Linked DNA regions of Homo sapiens: region 1 is linked to region 2. Evidence: chromatin loops called from intact Hi-C (ENCODE). Cell type or tissue: K562. All regions are shown on one strand. Each heading gives the region's core, and the rest is flanking DNA. Links, peaks and the distances in the headings are about the cores only. Region 1 overlaps GALNTL6 (polypeptide N-acetylgalactosaminyltransferase like 6). Region 2 has its middle 47 kb from the start of GALNT7.

The links. Peaks named below come from ENCODE experiments on the same cell type or tissue, not always from the same donor. Only the 100,000 strongest peaks of a DNase experiment are listed, where the experiment ranks them.
Region 1: it touches region 2 in a loop (2.3-fold over the local background); 1 of 110 quality-filtered maps calls a loop at or near these places.

The regions. Positions count from the first base shown.
Region 1 is chr4:173,035,477-173,039,825 of GRCh38, reverse strand. The region is part of intron 12 of GALNTL6 (polypeptide N-acetylgalactosaminyltransferase like 6); the gene reads right to left. Among named protein-coding and RNA genes, the nearest start is that of GALNT7, 130 kb to the left of the region's middle. In K562, for the core only: no CTCF peak of the experiment used is centred there; no DNase peak of the experiment used is centred there.
Region 2 is chr4:173,119,419-173,123,820 of GRCh38, reverse strand. No RefSeq gene overlaps it. Among named protein-coding and RNA genes, the nearest start is that of GALNT7, 47 kb to the left of the region's middle. In K562, for the core only: no CTCF peak of the experiment used is centred there; a DNase peak (open chromatin) is centred at 2,610.

The DNA of each region.
Region 1 (4,349 bases), core at 1-4,000, 84 kb after region 2:
TATTGTGTAAATAGAACAGCTCCCAAATCAAACAATAGCAGGTGGAGTTGCCCATGTGGAATGTGAATTTGTAGGCTGTATTGGCACTATGTAGGGCCTACAAGCAGGTTCAATTAGAGACAATAAATGTATTTATTCATTCAATCATCCACTTCTTTTAAAAAAGCAATCCATTCATTTTCTGCTCTGTGGTGAGCTTTTTGCTATCTGCTTAAATTTTGAAAATAGTAAGTATATGGGGTTGCTTGGCAAGTAACCAATAATGTAGCTATCTGGGAAGAAACACATACACAAAAAATTGTATTTTAGTCCGCAGTAAATAATACCCCCTGCTCACACGCACACACAATGACTAGAAGAGTCATAATTCCCTCACATTGAATCTCTAATGGGAAAGAGAAATACAAAAGAAAAAAAAAAGCAGCAGTCAAAAGTGCCGGGTTCTCAGCTGCCCTTTTCAGAAGATGAATATGAGTTTGGGACAAGGGACACACAGGCAATAGCTGAATGTACAAATTCAAATTTGCTAGTTCTTGAGCTTCAGTCTCCTCTCAATCCCTTTATTGATATAATGCAGGTGTTCCAGTGCTGCCGTTCTCATTGCTTTCTGCAAAATGGAGGAGGCAACATTCATTTTAAAAAAGCCCCCAGGTACATGATGCAGATAACAGCTCAGTGAATGAAAATATACCACGAGGACAGAAAGTTTAAGTAGTGAGCAAGCTCATTATCTGAACAAGCTCTGTTAACACACACCCTCTTTTAATTGTGTTAAGTGGGGAAAAGGTAATGCTAAAAGAAAAATTTCCTAACTAGTAATAAATTTTACCTCTAATGTTGTCTATAATGCCAATAATACAAGAAAACATCCCCAAATCCCTGCTTATATTTTAAGATCAAGTAATGTTTTATTATTTAGTTTAGGGAAGGTTTACAGGCTCTGGTTACCTTTATCTGAGGAATACTAAACTTGCAATGCTTTTAGAATTAGGAGTTTCTCAGGCACCCTTTGTAAACATTTCTGGGTTGCTCCTGGATTTTAAGACTCCATCAACCAATATTTAATGTCCTTTTAGGATCCGGATGTTTGCATAGTTAAGCACTGCATGAAGGAAGAAAGAATAAGGAAGGAGAAAGGCAACCTGCAGGCAATTTAGTTTGCCTGTTTCTATTTTCAGTGTAAACAAAGAGCTGTGCCTAATACAAAGGCTTGCTATTCTCTTCTGCTCTCTTTATGAGTTTCCTGAGTTTATTGTGGATTTTACTTTCCTTACACAAAGAGGGCTCCTGAGATCTCCTTGCCATTTTCTTTCCATCTTGCTTCATTAATTCCACCCGTGTCTGACCCCAGGGAAAGACTCTGAGAAACTCTCTCCTCCCTCTCCTCTGGGGTGGAGGAAGCAGCTTCCAGGAGGAAGGAGAATGCAGGCTGCAGCTCACTCCGCCAGCCCTTCTTTCTGAGGGTCCTAGATATTTGCTGTCCCAGATGCCCTCTCCCAGCCGCTGCTGTGGCTCCTCAGGCAGCAGTCTCCTTCGCTGTCTTCTCTCTTCTTCCCCAGCATCTCTCATGCTCATTCTCCCAGCCCCAACCAATAGTGAAGCTACACGGATCTAATACATTTAGGTCAGTTTTTCAAAGAGCACTCTTAAGCTGTTATAGTCATAAAAATTCTAGGTGACCTGCTACATTCTAATTCACTTTGTTCTATACACATGCACTTCTTGCCCCCTCTTCACTATCTGTATTTTTTCCTGTTGTTACCTTTATCAATAGCTCATGTGGGGCTGGGTACCGTGGCTGACGCCTGTGATTCCAGCACTTTGGGAGGCCATGGCGGGCAGATCACATGAGGCCAGGAATTCGAGACCAGTCTGGCCAACATGGTGAAACCCCGTCTCTAATAAAAATATAAAAATTAGCCAGGCGTGGTGGTGCACATCTGTAAATCCAGCTACGTGGGAGGCGGAGGCAGGAGAATCGCTTGAACCCAGGAGGCGGAGGTTGCAGTGAGCCGAGATCAGGCCACTGCACTCCAGCCTGGGAGACAGAGCAAGACTCTGTCTCAAAAAAAAAAAAATGCTCATGTGGACCCTCCAGATGAGCACAATTTCCCCCTCAAAACACATAACTTCATGAGAGTTAAGAAATGAGAAAAGGAGTAGGACATGTTTCTATTCTCTTTTCTTCCCTAGCTTGTGTACCTCAGTATGCATGCAAATGCCAAACCAGACTTTCTGAACATTTTATTTTTTCAAACATTATTTTCTGAACCATCAACTGATCATATTTTTCCAAATCCCATATTGGAACACATGCTCTGAGAAATACAGGTGTACTCCTGGGCTGAACCAAGTCGAGTATGCAAATATACCACTACCCTGAACCATCCAGAATGTTTTCTGTTCTTGTACTTCATGTTCTCATAAAAGTTGAAAAATTGGATTCCCTTCATCTGTCTATGTCTGAGAAGCTTCATCAGTAAAATGAGGTGGGGGGGATTAGATAAATCTCTGGAGCCTCTCCTAGTCATAAAATTGAATGAGCATTTTATTCCAAAGGTCACTAGTGACAGAGACAAATGACGAGGTGTCAAACTAGAGACCATCCACAGTGATCAGTAGATCCACAGACTAATTGTTCCCTGGTTGGAGACAGAGCTCTGCTCACCCTTGTCTTGGGAGTGCTCAGCAAGTCCCGGAGGTGAAGCTTCTCAAAGCACCCTCTGCCTTGCCCATAGCAAGCATTTTCCACTTTTGACCTTGGGGCTAAGCTACATCATTGCCATCTTTACGTTTCTACTCAGCTGAGCTTGTGAATCACTAATTGTCTTTCCTGGTGCTTTTCCTGGTTGGACTTAAGTCAGTGGATCAAGTAATTGTCTTTTGAATGTGGTCTTTGGTTCTATGACAGCCTTTCCCTCCTCTGCCCTTCACCTCAGTGGTCACAGCATTGATGGCTGTAACAGAACTGAACACAGTTTTTTTTGTGGAATAGACTTCTGAGTGTTTCGGCAAGTCTGCTGTTCTAAAACAACCCTCCCTAAAGGACGATAGAAGATGTCCTTTCTGTGCTTTTAACTAGGTTGTTCTTTGTCCAGTCCTGGAGGATGGCATGGCCTGTGCTCTGGCTATTCACAGTGTAATCCAGCAGTGCATTTCCCTTTACTCCTCCCACTTTTCCTGGATGCCTACTCCATCTATTTTTGTGTTTTTCTGTTTGTTTTGGTTTTGTTTTGTTTTGCCTGAGAAAATTAGAAATCCTTGAGAGGAAATGCAAAAGTTTGAATCCAGGACTACTTCCTAATCAATGCTCAATGCCAGTCGATCGGTCCACCCTTGGCAAGTGTAGGTGTGCCTTTCCAGGTAGCTCATTGAAAGGGGCACTTCTTTGTAGCAGGCCCGTGGACTTGATTGGCATGTGTGTGACACTTTGTGGCACTCATGGGTTTGTGCTAGACTTTATTAGGTTCCATAGTCCTGTAGGCTCTGAACTCTAAAAGAATGTGTGAGTTACAGAAAAGATTCCACACTGGTCATAAAAGAACCAAATGCTAAAGATGCAAAGATAGTAAAATAGGTATATGAGTCCATTATATATAGGAAGGTGATTCCAAGAATGAAACTACCACATAGGGGGCGGAGAGACAACAGTCATGGGGAAAGTGCTTGGATTTGTGGCGTAGGGGATTCATCAAATTTCAGTCCTGCTATGTAATCTTGGACAACTTGTTTAATTTTCTGAACCTCAGGTTACTTATCTGTAACATGTAAATGACAGTATGCCTCACATATTTATTTTGAGGATAAAAAGAGTTAATAGATATAAAATCACTGGCATAGTGTCCTGCCTATAAGTAAATAACTAAGTAATAGTGATTCCTCCCTCCCTTTCCACTACTTTGTTTTCAGTCAGGGAGCATCCCTAGTTCTAAAAATCAGAATGTACCAACCATCTGGTCTGAGACCAGCTATTCGACACCAAATTGTGTTTTCTGAAGTCCTGGCAAAATAGAATTTTCAAAAGTTAGCCTCTGCCTCAACTGGTTATCTAAATTGATGCAATAGTACCTCCCATTTTAACCGAAAGGATTTATGGAGAGAAGGTATCTATGGCTCTGAAATGAGCTCTTCTGTGCAATTATGATCAGATCTTGTATCTGATCTATGTGTTTAGGTCCTTTGCCTAGAAGATAACATTAATCACATCAGTTGAGTTTGACAAATATTTATGAAGTGACTTTTATTTTCTGGTGTGTATGAGGAGAGAGCATGGAAAGATAACCTAAGAGGCACCAACTGACCCACGACATAGGGGAGACCAATAGGTAAACAAGAAATGTTTGTAGTAG
Region 2 (4,402 bases), core at 279-4,278:
TTCTGCATTCTCTGTTTCTGTGTTCTTATTTGATGCTGAACTTTGTGACTCATGGATCCACAGAATTCTATTAACTTGCCATTACTAATTTTTGATTTTAAACATAGCTATGTCAGGTTGTCAAAATATAAATTTTTATTATAAAAGATTATACTTATTGGGGGTAGAGAGGACAAAATCCTGGCTTCCCAAATATAGGGGACACTTGAACAGCATCAATTTCTGCAAATGCTCTTATGTTGTGGCCAATTATACAGGACAAAGTTTATGCAGACCATGACTTTTTGCAGTTGTTGGAGGTAACCAGTTTTCTCTGCTTTCTGAGACATGTGCTAAGATCGCCAATGAATTACTGAAGAGTTTTCATTTCTCTGTGTAATACATACATTGTTTTACATAAACTCAATTTCACCTTTCTGGTCTATTTCCTCTTTTAAGTATAACAGGAATTTGTGAGCCTCCCAACCCTTTCCTAGGGGCGGATGTTTTAAACAACATGAGGCAATCCAGAAGTTTGGCCTTACCATCTCTCCTGCAGATATCCCTCTGCTGTCTCTGGCATTCTGGGTTTCTTGGCTGCCACAGTAGCCTCTGTTTCTTAACATCTCCAGGGACTGTCTTCTCTTGGTGCTGGAGAGAATGTAATGAAGAAGCCTCCTTCCTTTACTTTTCCCTTATTCCCTTGACACTTCAGCCTCTTCAATGGGAAAACATCAGATGTCATGGAATATATAATGTGTATCAAAAAGCAGTAATAATGATAACAGGAACATTAATACAAACACTTATTGAGCACCTACTGTATACCATTAACTAACACACAGACTGCCTCTGCATGTCACGGCCTGCTGGCTGAGTCCTGCCCCCATAGTGTCAAGCTCTTGTCATATGGCCCTTCCCAGGCAGCCCTTCCTGTTGTTGGGTTCTGGTAACCACTCCCTCCCTTACTCCACTTCAGGCCTTGGGGTGGTAACACCTGCTCTACCAGCCCCAGATATTTCACTAACCCCTTGTGATCTCTCGTTTTTATTAAAATTTCCTTCAATTTTCCTGTTACGAGCATGCCACTTATTTCCTGCCGAAGCCCTAACTGATGCAGTCCCTTGGGTGTTCCCCCATTCCTGACCTGGTTCCACCTGAGTTCACACCCATGCCTCATCTGGCTCATGGCCAAACTCAAGTTGACTGTGAGCCCGGCATGGTGGCTCACGCCTATAATCCCAGCACTTTGGGAGGCCGAGGCAGGCGGATCACTTGAGGAGAGGAAATTCTTTAATTAGCAGAACTCTGGTTAACACCTGCAGAAAATCTCGTCTTCATTATTGTGCCTAAAATCATCAGGTTCAGATTCTTTTCTACTCTGCCTGGAGGGTCTGGCAGCATGAACAAAAGACCGTAGTAGCTTTAGTGGCCTCCTGGAGAACATTACCAACTGTCACTGAATTACTTTGATTCCGAATTTGGGGAGTTGCTCTCCCACTCATCCTCATTCATAAATGAATTGGGATTCATAGTCTTGCTTCTTTGGATTTATGTTTCCGCTTTATCTTTTCCTCCAAAATTCTAAATATAGGAGTAAATACAGAGTCCTAGGGATGACCTTCAGGGAGGTGCCTAATATAGTTTTTGAAGGGCCAGGAAGTCTTCTTGCAGGAAGTGACAGGGGTTGGCCAAGTCAGGAAAGGATTTTCTAGGTGGAGGGAACAGTGTGTGCAAAGGCACAGAGGCAGGCAAATGCATGAGCAATTTGGAGAAATGCAAGACTGCATGGTTCCCAGGGCTTATCCTGTACAAACATCCTCAGGTATTAAGGATGAGAGATCAGGTGTGTTGTTATTAAGGCCACATTGGTTGTGTATTGCTAGCATGTATTGCAGTTGATTAGTGCCTGGGGTGAGCAACCATCCCAATTTGCCCAGGAGTGTCCCAGTTTTAACACTGAGATTCCCATGTCCCAGAAAAGCCCTTAGTTCCAGACAAACTAAGGCCATTGATCACTGTATATTGTTACAGCAGTTGTTAAATATTTTGGACATCACCCCTGCCTTTAATATATGTGCAATCATATATATAATGTATTACATACACACACACACACATTCTTGAGTCCTTATTTTACAAGGTTATAGCTTTACATACTCTTCTTTTAGTTTTGAGCAGGATTTCTACCTAGATACTGCATTCTCATGTATCATCTAAGATGACCTCCTCTCCCCTTGACAGTGTAAAGTATTTTTCCATACATGTAGTCTCTGAGGCATCTTGAACTTTCCTTTCCTGCTATCAGATGAGCTCCCCTCAAGGATCTTTGAAGAACTCTCTTCAGACTTTTCTGCTTAGAGGAAATTCCTTTTTAGCCTCAAAAGATAGCTGGCTGTATTAAAAGAAGTGCTGCTATGACTGGAATGTTTGAAGATTGCTCCAGAAATTGTGGCTTCGTTTTAGTTTTAATTTTAGTTTCTGAATTACGTATTTAATATAGACCAATTTGCAAGAATAGCAGATATCCCAGCTGATTTCTGTAGCAGGCAGAAGTGTTCTTCCTATCTGCTGTTCTCTGAGCCAAACAGCTGTGCTTTGAATCTGCTCCCCGGGCAGCTGCCTTATGCTGTGACCCTCCCAGCACACTTCCTGCTTGATTGCCACACCTGGAAGCCCAGAATGTCACTGGACTGACTGAAGCAGGCAATGCATACCACAGAGAAGTCTGTCATTGCTCCTTCTTACACATGTCTGAAACTTACAGACATCGTAAATGATTTGCCAAAATTTAAATGTCTACATAGAATTGTGGTAGGCCTGCTTAATGGTAAATGCATATTCTATGTTTGAAAAATGTTTCACTTTGTTGTAGGCCGAAGCATTAATCTGTAACTCTATGAGTTCTGGTAACTTATCTCCAAGCTTGCTAAGTTGTTGTCATTATTATTATTATTATTATTATTATTATTATTATTATTATTATTGTTTTGCTGGAAAATCAGCTTTGGAAACACAGCAGGATGAATAACGGCCCAAGTTCATGTCCCAAGGAATTCATGCTCCACTGTTGTCCCCAGAGTCACATTTCCCATGTCTTAGCCTTTGCCAAATCCATACCAACAAAAAAAAGCTATACAGTTTCCTCTACTTTGGTCTGTTATGTCTGCTAATTATTTACTAGTTAATTCACCAAATATTCATGAAACTCTCCCATGTGGCAGACACTGACAGGAACATCCCCACCCCTGCTGTCCAAATGTTGGTGGCAATTCCAGACCACCTTGGGAGGCTTGTATTTTGGGGAATATACGAGTCAACCCACATTACATATTTCCAAGTTCCATCCCTATTTTTCAGTGTTTTTGAGGAGGAAATCTAAATACAGTACCTCAGATCATGAAAAAATTACTTTCTTTCCATTGGAGTGGTATATTTTTAGAGTTTAAAAGGGATTTGGCAAACCTGTGGTCATACTCTTTCAAGGCTGTCTTTTTCTCTTCATTTACATGGACTTTTACCTATCTGTGGTTATTTGCCTCTCTGCTTTTCCCTATTATTCCTGGAAGGCAGGGCTGGGTCATATTAATTGTAGAATTCCCAACATTTGGTTAGGTGTGCAAAAGATGCTAAAAAGTCGATTGGAAAACAATTGCATGAATCACTTACCCCAGAGAGGTAAGTGATCTGTTTAAAGTCAAAAACTAATTGGTGATTTCTGTGTGTACCCCAGTAACGTGTAATTAGGACCATATAAGCCCAGTAATGAGAAGGCTCAAAGTCAGCCCAACCAAGACTGGGTGAAAGGCATGAGTCAGACAGACACGCAAGTCTGGACAGACAAGCCAAGTGAACATGAATTATTGCCTCCTTATAATAAAAGGACCTGAAAAATTGAGGATTTATGGGTGGAGTTGAATGAAATGAAAAGCAAATAAATGCCTGGTCTAATCTGTGAAAGAAGCAGGAAGAATCTTGAAGAAAACTGATACTCTGCATTTTTTTAATCAGAAGGTTAAGGAGAGGAATCTGCTAATCTGAAAAAAATTTTGATATGATGCCATTTTTGAAACAAAATCATATATACATAAAACAAATTGTGTAAGGGTAAAATCATATATACATAAAATCACATATACATAAAACAAATTGTGTATTAGTCCGTTCTCACACTACTATAAAGATATACTGGGTAATTTATAAAGAAAAGAGGTTTAATCATCTCATGGTTCTATGGACGATACAGGCTTCTGCTTCTGAGGAGGCCTCAGGAAACTTACAATCATGGCAGAAGGTGAAGGGGAAGCAGGCACATCTTCACGTGAATGGCAAGGGGTGGGGTTGGGGGAGGAGGTGCTAACACATTTTTAAACAAGCAGCACTAGGGGGATGGTACTAAACCATTAGAAACCACCCCCGTGAT